4 separate regions of the Homo sapiens genome follow, and regions 2, 3 and 4 are each linked to region 1. A link is a contact called in ENCODE Hi-C or POLR2A ChIA-PET data. All regions are on one chromosome and are shown on one strand. Each heading gives the region's core, a stretch centred on a gene start or an enhancer-like site at or near the end of the contact. The rest is flanking DNA. Distances are from core to core; before and after follow the strand shown. Region 1 holds the start of FASN (fatty acid synthase). Region 2 holds the start of MCRIP1 (MAPK regulated corepressor interacting protein 1). Region 3 holds the start of MRPL12 (mitochondrial ribosomal protein L12). Region 4 overlaps FOXK2 (forkhead box K2).

Region 1 (2,782 bases), core at 118-2,617:
AGGGTCACCTGAGATGGGGACAAGGCCTCAGGTGGCCAGCCTGCTAAGGGCCATCAAAGAAATGGAGAGGCAGGGTCCCAAAGCCGGGGCATGGAGGTGGCTGGGAGCCCTAGAGGGGGGTACTCAGCACCCATGCTCACCCGTGTTGGGGTGGGGGCCCGCTGTCCAGGCCAGCCCAAGAGCCACCAGGGCTGGGGAGGGACGAAATGGGGATAGCCTATGCTCTGGGGGAAAGGTGGCCCCTGCCCCACTGTGGACCGACCCAGCCAGTCCAACCCCTCCAGCAGGGTCCAACCTGGAGAACCACTCCTGGCCAGGACACGCAGGTGTTGCCTGGCACCCTTCACCTGCGCGGGTGAACCCACAGACGCTTGCCTCCCCATACCAACCCACACACCACAGGAGGCCCTCCCTGGAGCCCAGGTCCCTAAGACCCGGAACGGGTGCCCAGGCCGCCGGCTCCTCCTCCAGCATGAGGGCTGGTGCGGCCCTGGGGGGAGGGGGCGGAGGCCAGCGCTGGTCTGGCCACTTGCACGAGGCCCCAGGGCCTGATACGCGCGCCGCCCCTCGGCAGTGCGGCCTCCCTTGGGCCGTCCCGGCAGGGAGGCGGCCGCCTTCCCACCCGCTGCGATTCACAGAGGCTTGGCTGCCCCGGGCCAGCTCCAGGCCCGCACGCTGGGTCCTCGCCGCTTGCTATTCACGCGGGGTCGACGGCCAGGCAGGGGGTGGGAACACCGCGGCGCGCCCGGCCTCCCTTCGCCCCGGGCGGGGGCTGCTCGGGACCCCTGCGCTTCGGCCGGGCTGCGCCACGTGATGGGGAGGCCGGTCCCGGCGCGGCCCCTGCGCCCCCCCGTTCCTCCCTCGCGGCGTCCCCTTCGGGCTGGGCCTCGGCTCCGGGGCGGCTCCGGGAGGAGGATGCGGCGGCGCCTTTGTGGGCGCGGGGAGGCCGAGCCGGGGGCTCCTCCAGGCCCTTCAGGGTCCGCGGCCTCCCCCACGGGAAGCGAAGGCGGCTGTTGGTGGCTTTCCCCGGCGTCCTTCCCCCGCCATCCGCCCACCTACTCCGCGGGGCCCCGGGCGCCTCCGAAGGGGCACGAACACCGAGACCCGGACAGGCCGCCCAGGCGACCCCTGGATACGGGGCCGGGCCACGCGCGCCCCGAGAGCGGAGGATGAGGAGCCGGGCCACCCCGGGAACCCCGGGCCCAGCCCCGACCACGACCCGCGCCCCGGCCCCAGCGCCGGCTGCTCGTACCTGGTGAGGGCGCGGGCGGCGGTGCGGGCGGCGGAGAGCGAGGCTGGAGCGCGGCGGAGCGGGAGGCTGAAGCGCGGCGGAGAGGGAGGCCGGGGCCGCTGCCGTCTCTCTGGCTCCCTCTAGGCCGGCGCCGACGCTATTTAAACCGCGGCCATCCCCGGGCGGCCACGCCACATGGGCTGACAGCTTGGCTGCGCCGCCCAGGCCAATGAGCGTCGGGGCTGCGCCCCGGGACCCGGCGCGCCGCCGCCGGTGGGGTGATGCTCGTGCGCGCCGCCGCCCGAGCCGGGACCCTGCGCGGGAACGCGCCTGGGGGGGTGGGGCTGGGACTGAGGAGCGCCGGGGGCGGGGCGGGCGGGAAACCACCGCCCCCCGACTTCCGCCTCCCGCCCCGCGGGCCCCGACGCGCACGCGGCTGCGACCGAGCCCGCGGCGCGCCTCCCGAGCCATCCCCGACCCCCGTGTCCGCCGGGGCCACGTGTGCGGGATGGGAATGCTTGGGCCACACTGGGGACTACCCCGTGGCCACACCGGGGGTCCAGCCGGCTGCGGCGGGGCGCTCGGACCCACAGGCGCGCGGAAGGACGGACGGACCCGCGTGCCCGCACTTCGGCCGCCGACTCCACGCCGCCGTCGCTGCCCGCGCGGAGCTGGCTGAGGGCGCGGCGTTGCGCGGCGCGGCGGCAGCAGCAACCAATCGGGCGCCAGGGGTGTTCGCACCGGCCCAATGGCGGCGCGCGGGTGGGCGTTGCTAGGCGATAGGGTGATGGGCGGGCGGCGGGGCGGTCCCGGATGCCTCGCGGGCCGCGGCGCAAGTGCGGGCGTTGACCCCGGCCGCGGGCGCCCCGGCCGGGGTTACTGCCGGTCATCGCAGCGCATCCCCGGTTTTCCTCGCGGGTGCGGCGGGGAACCCAGACCCGAGACGGACGTCCACCCACCCGACGGCCCCTCCTTAGCAGCTTCCCGGGGACCCGGACGAGGCGCAGGGCCGAACGGGCGAGCGCACTCCAGGCCGCTGGAGCTCGGCGGAGGGGAGGGGCGCGGCCACGTGGCGAGCGGAGTCGGCCGGGACACCCACCTGGTGTGGTGCGGACAAAGGGAGCCGCTGCCCCACTTCCCAGGGCGGAGGCTGCGAGTTTTCCAGGCGCGCACCCACGGGCGGGGGCTCAGCCCGGCCCTCGCGCGCTCCCTCCCTCCCGAGTGATTCCTCGAATCGTGGCCCCTTGGGCGGCCTGAGCCCTGAAGCGCGGCCTCCCTTTTCTGACCGCTTCGCGCTTGCGGGGCCAGGCACCCCATGGGGGGCAAGCGGGCCTTGTGAGGCCACAGGTGTCTCTGGCTGCGTGTCCTACTTTGAGGGCTCAGCAAGCCCGGGCCGCTGAAGGGGAACCGGAGACTGGGGCCCCCGGCCCCTCTGCAGGTGTCCCGCTTCCTTCCTCTCCTGAGAGCAGGCCTGAGGGTCAGGCGGCCACTCCGCGTCTTTTCCCTTCTGGGGCTGTGGTTGACGCACGGTGGGACCGAGGGTCAAGGAAG
Region 2 (2,700 bases), core at 148-2,647, 260 kb before region 1:
AGGGGAGTCGCATTGGGTAGAACTATGTAGAACCTTCCTCCTCCAGGGGACCCAAGGGCTTTAGAGACTTCCAGGTGGGGAGGGGACAGAACCCCAGTCTCTGGCCTCCCAGTCCCAAATTCTTTCCCCCACACAGCCACATGCCTAAGAACAGGCCATGAGGTAACACTCCAGCAACGTGACAATAGTGAGGTTCCAGAGTTAGAATCAGTGACGCCATCGCTAGTCACCATGCTCCTCCGGAGTTTCTGAGATTCAAAGTTTCTAAGACTCCACTTTCTCTTCGTGTTCTGTGTCTTTTTCAGCCAACGAGGCTAGAAAATGATCTATTGCCCAAGCAGGCGCACGAGGATACGGCTGTCACAGCTGCCACACTGGCACCTCGTGGTCCCTTGAAGACCGCCCAGGGAAAGCCTCTAAGCGCTGCACCACCTCCTCACCCTCTCCCCTGGGTGGTGGCAGCAACAGCCTGAGCGTGTGCGCCCTCCTCCCCATCCTGATCCCACTCAAACCACAACCTCCCCTGACTCGCCCCAAATCCAGCCCTGTTGGCTCTTCCTTCACGTCCCACTTCCCACCCTCTCTACACGTTCTCGCCACATCCCACCCAAAGTCCACTCACTGGTCCCTGTTTACACCTCAGGGCCTTTGGTCAAGCTGTCTTCTCTGCCCAAAACTATCCTACTCATCCTTGGGGATCCAGCTGAAAGACCACCTTCCTGCGACGGCTACCCAGGGGCAGGAGGGAGAGAAGCACAGCCCGTGCCCCGTATGGCTCCCGCCCCCGCGGTCACAACCACCGCCCAGTGAGTGCCTAGAAGGCAGGCGGAGGCCCCGTTCTCCCCGTTAGGCCCAGCATCACCGCCCGGGGAGACGGGAAAGAGGGCAAGGCCGAAAAATGGACAGAAAAAGAATGCGGACGGCCGGGCCCGCGGCGCTCCGAGAATCGGAGGCATCCTCAGGCACGGTCCCTCCAGGAGACCGGGAAAGCGGGGCTCTGTCAGCCCCAAAGCCCCGACGGCGGCAGAAGGCTGGCCCGCTGCGAGCGTCCGGCGGCGCTGGGTCCCCGGCACCTGCCCCTGCCTGGGCGGGAAAGGCGCTCAGTCCGAGCCGCGCCCTCCCCACGCGCGCTCCCAGGCGCCCCGCGGGCCGCGCCCTCCTGCAGGTGCCGGGCGGGGAACGCGGGCCCCTCCCTCGGACCCCGGCTGCCCGGCCACTCCCCCGCGCCCGGCCCCGCCCGGCCCTGCAGGGCACCCGCGGCCGCGCGGCGACACCAGGGCGGGGCCCAGCCGCGCCCGCCCCGCCCCGCCCCGTCCCCGCCGCCCGGCGCCGCACCCGCCTCACCTCGCCCCGACCCGCCGCCACCGCCTCTTCCAGCTGGGAGGCCCCGCCGGAAGTGACGCCACCGCGGGCTGCACAGGCGCAGGCGCAGCGCGCTCTCACGTGACCGCCCGGCTGGCGGAGGGCGGGGGCGGCCGGGATTCCCGTGCGGGGTTGGGGCTCGTGGCGGAAGCTCCGGACCTCCCTGGCCCGAACGGTGAGCGCCGCCGGCCACTGGGAGCGGCCAGAGCCCAGTAATCAGGACACCACCACAGGGACCACGTGTGTAGACCCAGGCCCCCTCACCTGGGAGTCACGTTTATTGAAAAAGTAAAAAGTGTCACAGTAAAAAATTCACCTGGGGACAAAGCCAGGCCTAGGAGGGGTGGCGGGGTCGTGGAGGGACGGGTCCGGCCGCCCCTGGCCCACGGGTGGGGCACGTGCTGGCCCATGGGCGACGCGCGGCTTCTCCAGGGAGGCGGCCCTGGGCGCGGGGGCGGGCGGGCAAAGCTGGCTCAGTCCATCGTGGTCCCTTTGAAGAGCTCCACCAGCTCCTTGTAGTCCGGGTCGATGAGGTCGGAGGGCAGGTCGCCATCGTCGTTGGTTGCATCCCTGTCCGCTCCCAGGGAGATAAGGTACCTGGGGTGTAAAGGTCGCTCTGGCTGAAGCGGGGAGGAGCCAGGAGAGTGCTCGCCCCAACCCGGGTCAGAGGGCCAGAGTCCTGGGGTCACCTGTGTGTCCCCCACCTTGGGGTCCTAAGGTCCGGGTAGGGTGAGGAGGAAGAAACCTGACCCTTTGGAAGCTGTGGCCAGCTTTTCAAGTTGGTTCTATTGAGGACAAAGGCAGAAACAGGATTCCAGAAGCCTCTAGGGTTTGCAGGGTTCTTTTTTTGTTTTTTTTGTTTTTTGAGACAGAATTTCGCTCTTATCACCCAGGCTGGAGTGCAATGGCATGATCTCGACTCACGGCAACCTCCACTTCCCGGGTTCAAGTGATTCTCCTGCCTCAGCCTTGAGTAGCTGGGATTACAGGCGCGCGCCACCACGCGTGGCTAATTTTGTATTTTTAGTAGTGAGAGGGTTCTTGTCACGAACTCCTGACCTCAGGTGATCCGCCCACCTCGGCCTCCCAAAGTGCTGGGATTACAGGCGCAGGCGTGAGCCACCGCCCCCAGCCTCTAGGGTTCTTGCCGACACCACCCGGGCTACATTTTGGGGCTCCCATCCTGGGGACCCACTGAGGCCCGGAGGGGTCGGGTTCAAGCCTGTGTAGACCCAGGGCCCCCTCACCTGGCTATGTCAGGGTACCCATCGCTGCAGGCAATGTGCAGGGGTGTCCAGCCCGCCTCATCTCGCTGGTGAATGTCAGCCCCGTATTTGA
Region 3 (2,700 bases), core at 201-2,700, 390 kb before region 1:
CACCCCCCAAGCAGCCTGTGCCCTCTGGCCGCACTGTGAGCTGGCTGTGGTGTCTGGGTGTGGCCTGGGGCTCCCTCTGCAGGGGCCTCTCTCGGCAGCCACAGCCAAGGGTGGAGGCTTCAGGTCTCCAGCTTCTCTGCTTCTCAGCTGCCATCTCCAGTGCCCCAGAATGGTACAGCGATAATAAAATGTATTTCAGAAAGCATCAGCGTTTTTTCTTTAATTAATTTTTTTGAGATGGAGTCTCACTCTGTCACCCAGGCTGGAGTGGTGATCTCCGCTCACTGCAAGCTCCGCCTCCTGGGTTCAAGCGATTCTCGGGCCTCAGCCTCCCGAGTAGCTGGACTACAGGTGCACCCCATTACCATGCCTGGCTAGTTTTTGTATTTTTAGTAGCGACGGTGTTTCACCATGTTGGCCAGGCTGGTCGTGAACGCCTAACCTCAGGTGATCCACCTGCCTCGGGCTCCTAAAGTGCTGGGATTACAGGCATGAGCCACCGCGCCCGACCTGCATCAACGTTTGCTCAGGGGGCAGGTGGTCAGGCTGATGGCCCAGCTGCAGGCAGGGTCATTTCCAGCCTGCCCCTCCCTGAGGCTGCGTGCCAGGGTTCATGTGTGCCCTCCGCGGCTCTGCACTGACCCCGCCGGTAGCTGGGGAGGAGTTTGGGCTTGGCGCCTCCTTCGTGTAGTGGCTGAAGCTTCCCGGGTGCTCCTCATTCCTGGGAAGGGAGTCGGGTGATGGGAACGGTGGGAGCTCAGCGCTCCGAGTCTGCGGCCGGGGGCCAGCGGGGCTGAAACGCGCCTCCTGAGTGTTGAAAGCGGCAGGCGCCGGCCTTTGCACCCAGAGGCCAGGGCGTCTCACTCACCTTCACATCCAGGCCTCTTAGGGGAGCGCGGCTTTGGCTTTTCCAGGAAGGAATGGACTCCAACGGACAGGGAAAGAAGAAGTGTGGAGAGACGGGCAGGATAAGCAGGCACTGGGCCCAAGCCGCCCTTGGAGGCTCTGCCTGTTCTGATCTGAAGGCGGAGGCTCAGCCGTGCTCTCCCAGGAAGCCACCTGGGCGTTTGGGGCTTTAGCTAGGAAAGAGGATGTCGCCTGCGGCTGCGAAGGCGCCAAAGCCCAGACCTCGCGCCTCCGCCCGCGACGGCGGCACTGGGGGCCCGGAGCGGGCGGGAGACGTGGATTACTGCGGGCTTCGGGGCCCTAGCCTCGACCGCGACGTTCGCTCGCATCGCGTACGGACAGAAACCCGTGAGCGCTGAAGAAAGAACACCTGAATCCGGAGCCCCAGCCCCCGTCGCTCGTTTGCGCGACCCCAAAACCTGGCGGGACGAGGGTCGCCCGATGTCTAGCTGCCGCCACAGACGACGCTTTTGCGTCTGCGCAGCGCGCCGCCTTGTGGGTAATCTCAGGGTGAGACGAGGCTAGCGCGAGGTACGGCTAGAGCGTCATTTCCGGCTCGAATGCCCGGCAGCCGTGGCGGCTAGAGCGTTCCTCCCCAGCTCGAATGCCCGGCGGCCGAGGCGGCTAGAGCGTCGCCTCCTCCCGGGGAACCGCGTGTGACCTTCCAGCCCGCGGACCGATGCTGCCGGCGGCCGCTCGCCCCCTGTGGGGGCCTTGCCTTGGGCTTCGGGCCGCTGCGTTCCGCCTTGCCAGGTACGCGGGATCCTGGGGCGGTCCGGGCCGGCAGGCGGGTTAGGGGGCAGCCGGGCACTGAGGGGTCGATCCGGGCGAGGAGGGCGGCGGGGCCGGCCTCCCTGCAGCGGCCAGGCCGGGCTTGGGGGTCCCATCGGGGGCGCGGGGAGGAGGCCTCCCGGTGCGCACGCCCCTTCCCTCCTGGGCCGTGGAAAGCGCCGGGGTCGGCCCCAGATGACCTTGGACGATTCCCTGCTCCTCCCTTGGCCTCAGCCTTTTCCGCAGCAAAGGCCCATCCGTGGGTGCGGCGTTTTGCGGCCAGGGGCCCCCATGTTTTGGGAGGCTTTGCGCAGGAAGATGCACCTAAGTAATAGTTTCGCCACCGCTGGGTTGATGTAGTTCATTCAAACCAGAAACTTGAGGTTTGAGTGGTATGGCTGCAAATAAACACGTGGCTTTCTAAGGCTCTTTGAAGAATTTAAAGTAACTTGCAAATCTTATCAATACGGACCCCTTGAGGTCTGAGAACCCTGGACTGGGACCAAGGAGCTAGGTAATTTCCGGCCCTAGTGATTACCAGCCTGAGCTTATGGCACCCACCAGTCCCCCAGTTGTCCTGCCCCTCTGGTTTCTGCAGCCCCTTCCATTCCAGGACTGACAAGTCTGTTTTAATTGGGGGTGGGGGCTAGGCGACAGGTGCCATGTGTCTGTGCCGTGCGACATATGAGGAGCAGCGGCCATCAGAGGTGTGAGGCCCTCGCTGGTGCACCCCTGGATAACGCCCCCAAGGAGTACCCCCCCAAGATACAGCAGCTGGTCCAGGACATCGCCAGCCTCACTCTCTTGGAAATCTCAGACCTCAACGAGCTCCTGAAGGTATCGTGAGAGGGTGGCACAGACCCAGGGGCTGGAAGTTTCAGGGCCCCTGTGTTTTGTTCCTGGTGTATTTTGGGAGTTTGGTAAATTGTCAAAAGTGTGTTTGTCCAGGTGCAAGGTCCATGCCAGGCTAGTTGCCCCTCCTCAGTAGGTTCCGGCTGGTGTGAGGGCCAGCTGTGGACACTG
Region 4 (2,700 bases), core at 31-2,530, 430 kb after region 1:
AACTCCATCTAAAAAAAAAAAAAAAAAAAAAGAGAGAGAAAACCCGAAATAAGGAAATTTAAAACTACTGATGTGTTTTTTTTTTTTTTTTTTGAGACAGAGTCTCGCTCTGTCACCCAGGCTGGAGTGCAGTGGCGCCATCTCAGCTCACTGCAACGTCCTCCTCCCGGGTTCAAACAATTCTCCTGCCTCAGTCTCCCGAGTAGCTGGGATTACAGGCGCCACCACCACGCTCTGCTAATTTTTGTATTTTTAGTAGAGACGGGGTTTCACCATGTGGGCCAGGCTGGTCTCAAACTCCTGACTGCAGGTGATTCCCCTGTCTTGGCCTCCCAAAGTGTTGGGATCACAGGCCAAAGTGTGAGTCACTGTGCCCGGTCTACTGTTGTGTTTTCAAAGTGGCTTTTTTGGTCTTGTATTTTTCAGAATACGATAGCATTTTGAGTATATAGAGAATGTTTTAAAAATTCTGTGTTTTTGCCATTTCTGAGCTGTTGGAGGATGTTAGGATAATGAACATCATTTTGATAGCCATTTGAGCTGGGTGGAAGAAGATGTGGTTTAAATATAAAATGTCTGTTCTGGGTCCTCCTTGAGGACCTGTTCCCACTTTGCCAAGCTTCCCCCTGGACTTGTCCACACGTGATTAAACACAGCTGAAATCCTGTACACTTGAGTGAACTGCATGTAAGTGTTCTGTGGGCTGGGCTGATTCATCTTTACATTGTACACTTCCTGGGGTTGTAGCCTTTGACCCCTGGGTGACCTCCTCCAGGAATTCTGGGTACTCGATAGGACTCAAATGTTTATTGCTGAATTGGTTGGATGTGGGCTTCTGAGTTTGGATTGGGTGACTACTGTACCATAGGAAACCATGTAAAACAGTTATAAATGTAAGTCAGATTAAATTCACTTCTGATTCTACAGTTGCTCCCACTTTTTTTTGTTTTTGTTGATGGTAGACTCCCCAAAGTGACTTTTTTGGCCTTGTACAGTCATGCATCACTTAACTGTGGAAATCATTCTGAGAAATGCATTGTTAGGTGATTTCATTGTTGTGCGAACATCATAGAGCATACTTGTACAAGCCTAGATGACACAGCCTGCTGCACACCCAGGCTGTGTGTATATCCTGTTGCGCCTACAGCCACATGCTGCACAAACTTAAGCAACATGTGACTGTATTGAATGCTGTAACATGGTGTTTGTGTATCTAAACATATTAAAACATAGAAAAGGCACAGTAAAAATAAGGTACAAAAGATAAAGGTACAGCTCTCTAGAGCACTTAGTGTCAGCAGAGCTTGCAGGACGGGGTGAGTCAGTGAGTAAATGGTGAGTGAATGTGAAGGCCTAGGACGTGACTGTACACCGCTGTCAACTTCATAAACACTGGACATTTAGGCTATACTTTATTTATTTGAGAAGGAGTTTCGCTTTTGTCGCCCAGGCTGCAGTGCAATGGCGTGATCTTGGCTCACTGCAACGTCTGCCTCCCAGGTTCAAGCAGTTCTCCTGCCTCAGCTTCCCGAGTAGCTGGGATTACAGGCTCACGCCGCCACGCCCGGCTAATTATTTTATTTTATTTTATTTTAGTAGAGATGGGGTTTCACCATGTTGTCCAGGCTGGTCTTGAACTCCTGAGCTCAGGTAAACACCTACCTTGGCCTCCCTAAGTGCTAGGATTATAGGCGTGAGCCACTGTGCCCATCTTATTTATTTTTTTGAGATGGAGTTTCGCTCTTGTTGCCTAGGCTGCAGTGCAATGGCGCGTTCTCGGCTCACTGCAGCCTCCGCCTCCTTGGTTCAAGCAATTCTCCTGCCTCAGCTTTCCGAGTAGCTGGGATTACCAGCACCCGAGACCAGCCCAGCTAGTTTTTGCATTTTTAGTGGAGACGGGGTTTCACCATGTTGGCCAGGCTGGTCTTGAACTCCTGACCTCAGGTGATCCACCCACCTCGGCCTCCCAAAGTGCTGGGATTACAGGCGTGAGCCACTGCGCCTGGCCTAAATGTATTTAAAAAGAGTTTTCTTGTCAGGTAAAAGAAAAAAATTGTAAATAATTTATTAGTCTTAACATACTATAATTTTTTTTTACTTTATAAACTAATACTTAGTTTAAAACACACATTGTGCAGACATAAAAAAATATTTTTGTTGTTTTTTTCTGAGACTACGTCTCACTGTGTGGCCCAAGCTGGAGTGCAATGGTGTGATTGTGGCTCACTGCAACCTCTGCCTCCCGGGTTCGAGTGATTCTCCTGCTTCAGCCTCCCGAGTAGCCACCTCACCTGGCTAATTTTTGTATTTTTAGTAGAGATGGGGTTTTGCCGTGTTGACCAGGCTGGTCTCGAACTCCTGACCTGAGGTGATCTGCCTGCTTTGGCCTCCCAAAGTGCTGGGATTACAGGTGTGAGCCACCGCGCCTGACCACAAAAATATTTTTGTATTCTTATTTGATAAGCTTTTTTCTGTTTGTAAAATTATTATTTTTTTCTTTTTAAACTTTTTTTGTTTAAAAACTAAGACTGAAACACACACTAGCCTAGCCCTACATAGGGTCAGGACCAGCAGTATCACTGTCTTCTACCTCCACATCTTGTTCCACTCCAAAGTTCTTAGGGGAAGTAACGTGCATGGAGCTGTCACCTCCGGTGATAACGGCTTCTTCTGGATACTTCCTGAAGGACCTACCTGGGG

Evidence for each region. Hi-C counts contacts between places; a loop is a spot of excess contacts on that map. ChIA-PET counts read pairs that join two places held with the same protein, here RNA polymerase II (POLR2A). Pooled maps may share reads with other maps.
Region 2: a map with no recorded cell type shows a loop between it and region 1 (18-fold over the local background). The contact joins the promoter of MCRIP1 here to the promoter of FASN in region 1. A Hi-C loop is called at or near these places in 17 of 37 single-sample maps with no recorded cell type and 14 of 50 pooled maps. POLR2A ChIA-PET finds 5 or more read pairs at or near these places in 5 of 52 experiments (H1, HepG2, MCF 10A and 2 more).
Region 3: a loop to region 1 is called in a map with no recorded cell type, with 14 times the contacts of the local background. The contact joins the promoter of MRPL12 here to the promoter of FASN in region 1. A Hi-C loop is called at or near these places in 10 of 37 single-sample maps with no recorded cell type and 12 of 50 pooled maps. POLR2A ChIA-PET finds 5 or more read pairs at or near these places in 4 of 52 experiments (A673, Caco-2, activated CD8-positive, alpha-beta memory T cell and 1 more).
Region 4: a pooled map shows a loop between it and region 1 (3-fold over the local background). The contact joins the enhancer-like site here to the promoter of FASN in region 1. A Hi-C loop is called at or near these places in 2 of 50 pooled maps. POLR2A ChIA-PET finds 5 or more read pairs at or near these places in 2 of 52 experiments (AG04450 and activated CD4-positive, alpha-beta T cell).

Annotation. Positions count from the first base shown.
Region 1 is chr17:82,096,869-82,099,650 of GRCh38, forward strand. It overlaps FASN (fatty acid synthase), which reads right to left and starts at 1,368. Exons shown (of 43, transcript NM_004104.5): 1 at 1,253-1,368. RefSeq lists an enhancer at 1-592 and silencers at 461-510, 571-780, 801-990, 1,061-2,540.
Region 2 is chr17:81,831,894-81,834,593 of GRCh38, forward strand. MCRIP1 (MAPK regulated corepressor interacting protein 1) reads right to left here and starts at 1,398. Exons shown (of 5, transcript NM_207368.5): 1 at 1,345-1,398. PPP1R27 (protein phosphatase 1 regulatory subunit 27) reads right to left here. Exons shown (of 3, transcript NM_001007533.4): 2 at 2,610-2,700; 3 at 1,599-1,959. The coding sequence ends at 1,836. RefSeq lists enhancers at 1-375, 1,402-1,915, 2,429-2,700 and silencers at 1,017-1,576, 1,687-1,806.
Region 3 is chr17:81,701,917-81,704,616 of GRCh38, forward strand. It overlaps MRPL12 (mitochondrial ribosomal protein L12), which reads left to right and starts at 1,451. Exons shown (of 5, transcript NM_002949.4): 1 at 1,451-1,659; 2 at 2,328-2,514. The coding sequence starts at 1,586. HGS (hepatocyte growth factor-regulated tyrosine kinase substrate) reads left to right here. Exons shown (of 22, transcript NM_004712.5): 22 at 1-205. RefSeq lists enhancers at 331-934, 879-948, 935-1,538 and a silencer at 1,439-1,818.
Region 4 is chr17:82,530,436-82,533,135 of GRCh38, forward strand. The region is part of intron 1 of FOXK2 (forkhead box K2); the gene reads left to right. Among named protein-coding and RNA genes, the nearest start is that of FOXK2, 12 kb to the left of the region's middle. Within about 2 kb of position 1,281, at least 5 of the 41 ENCODE cell types and tissues checked have a DNase peak (open chromatin) inside an H3K27ac peak, as active enhancers do.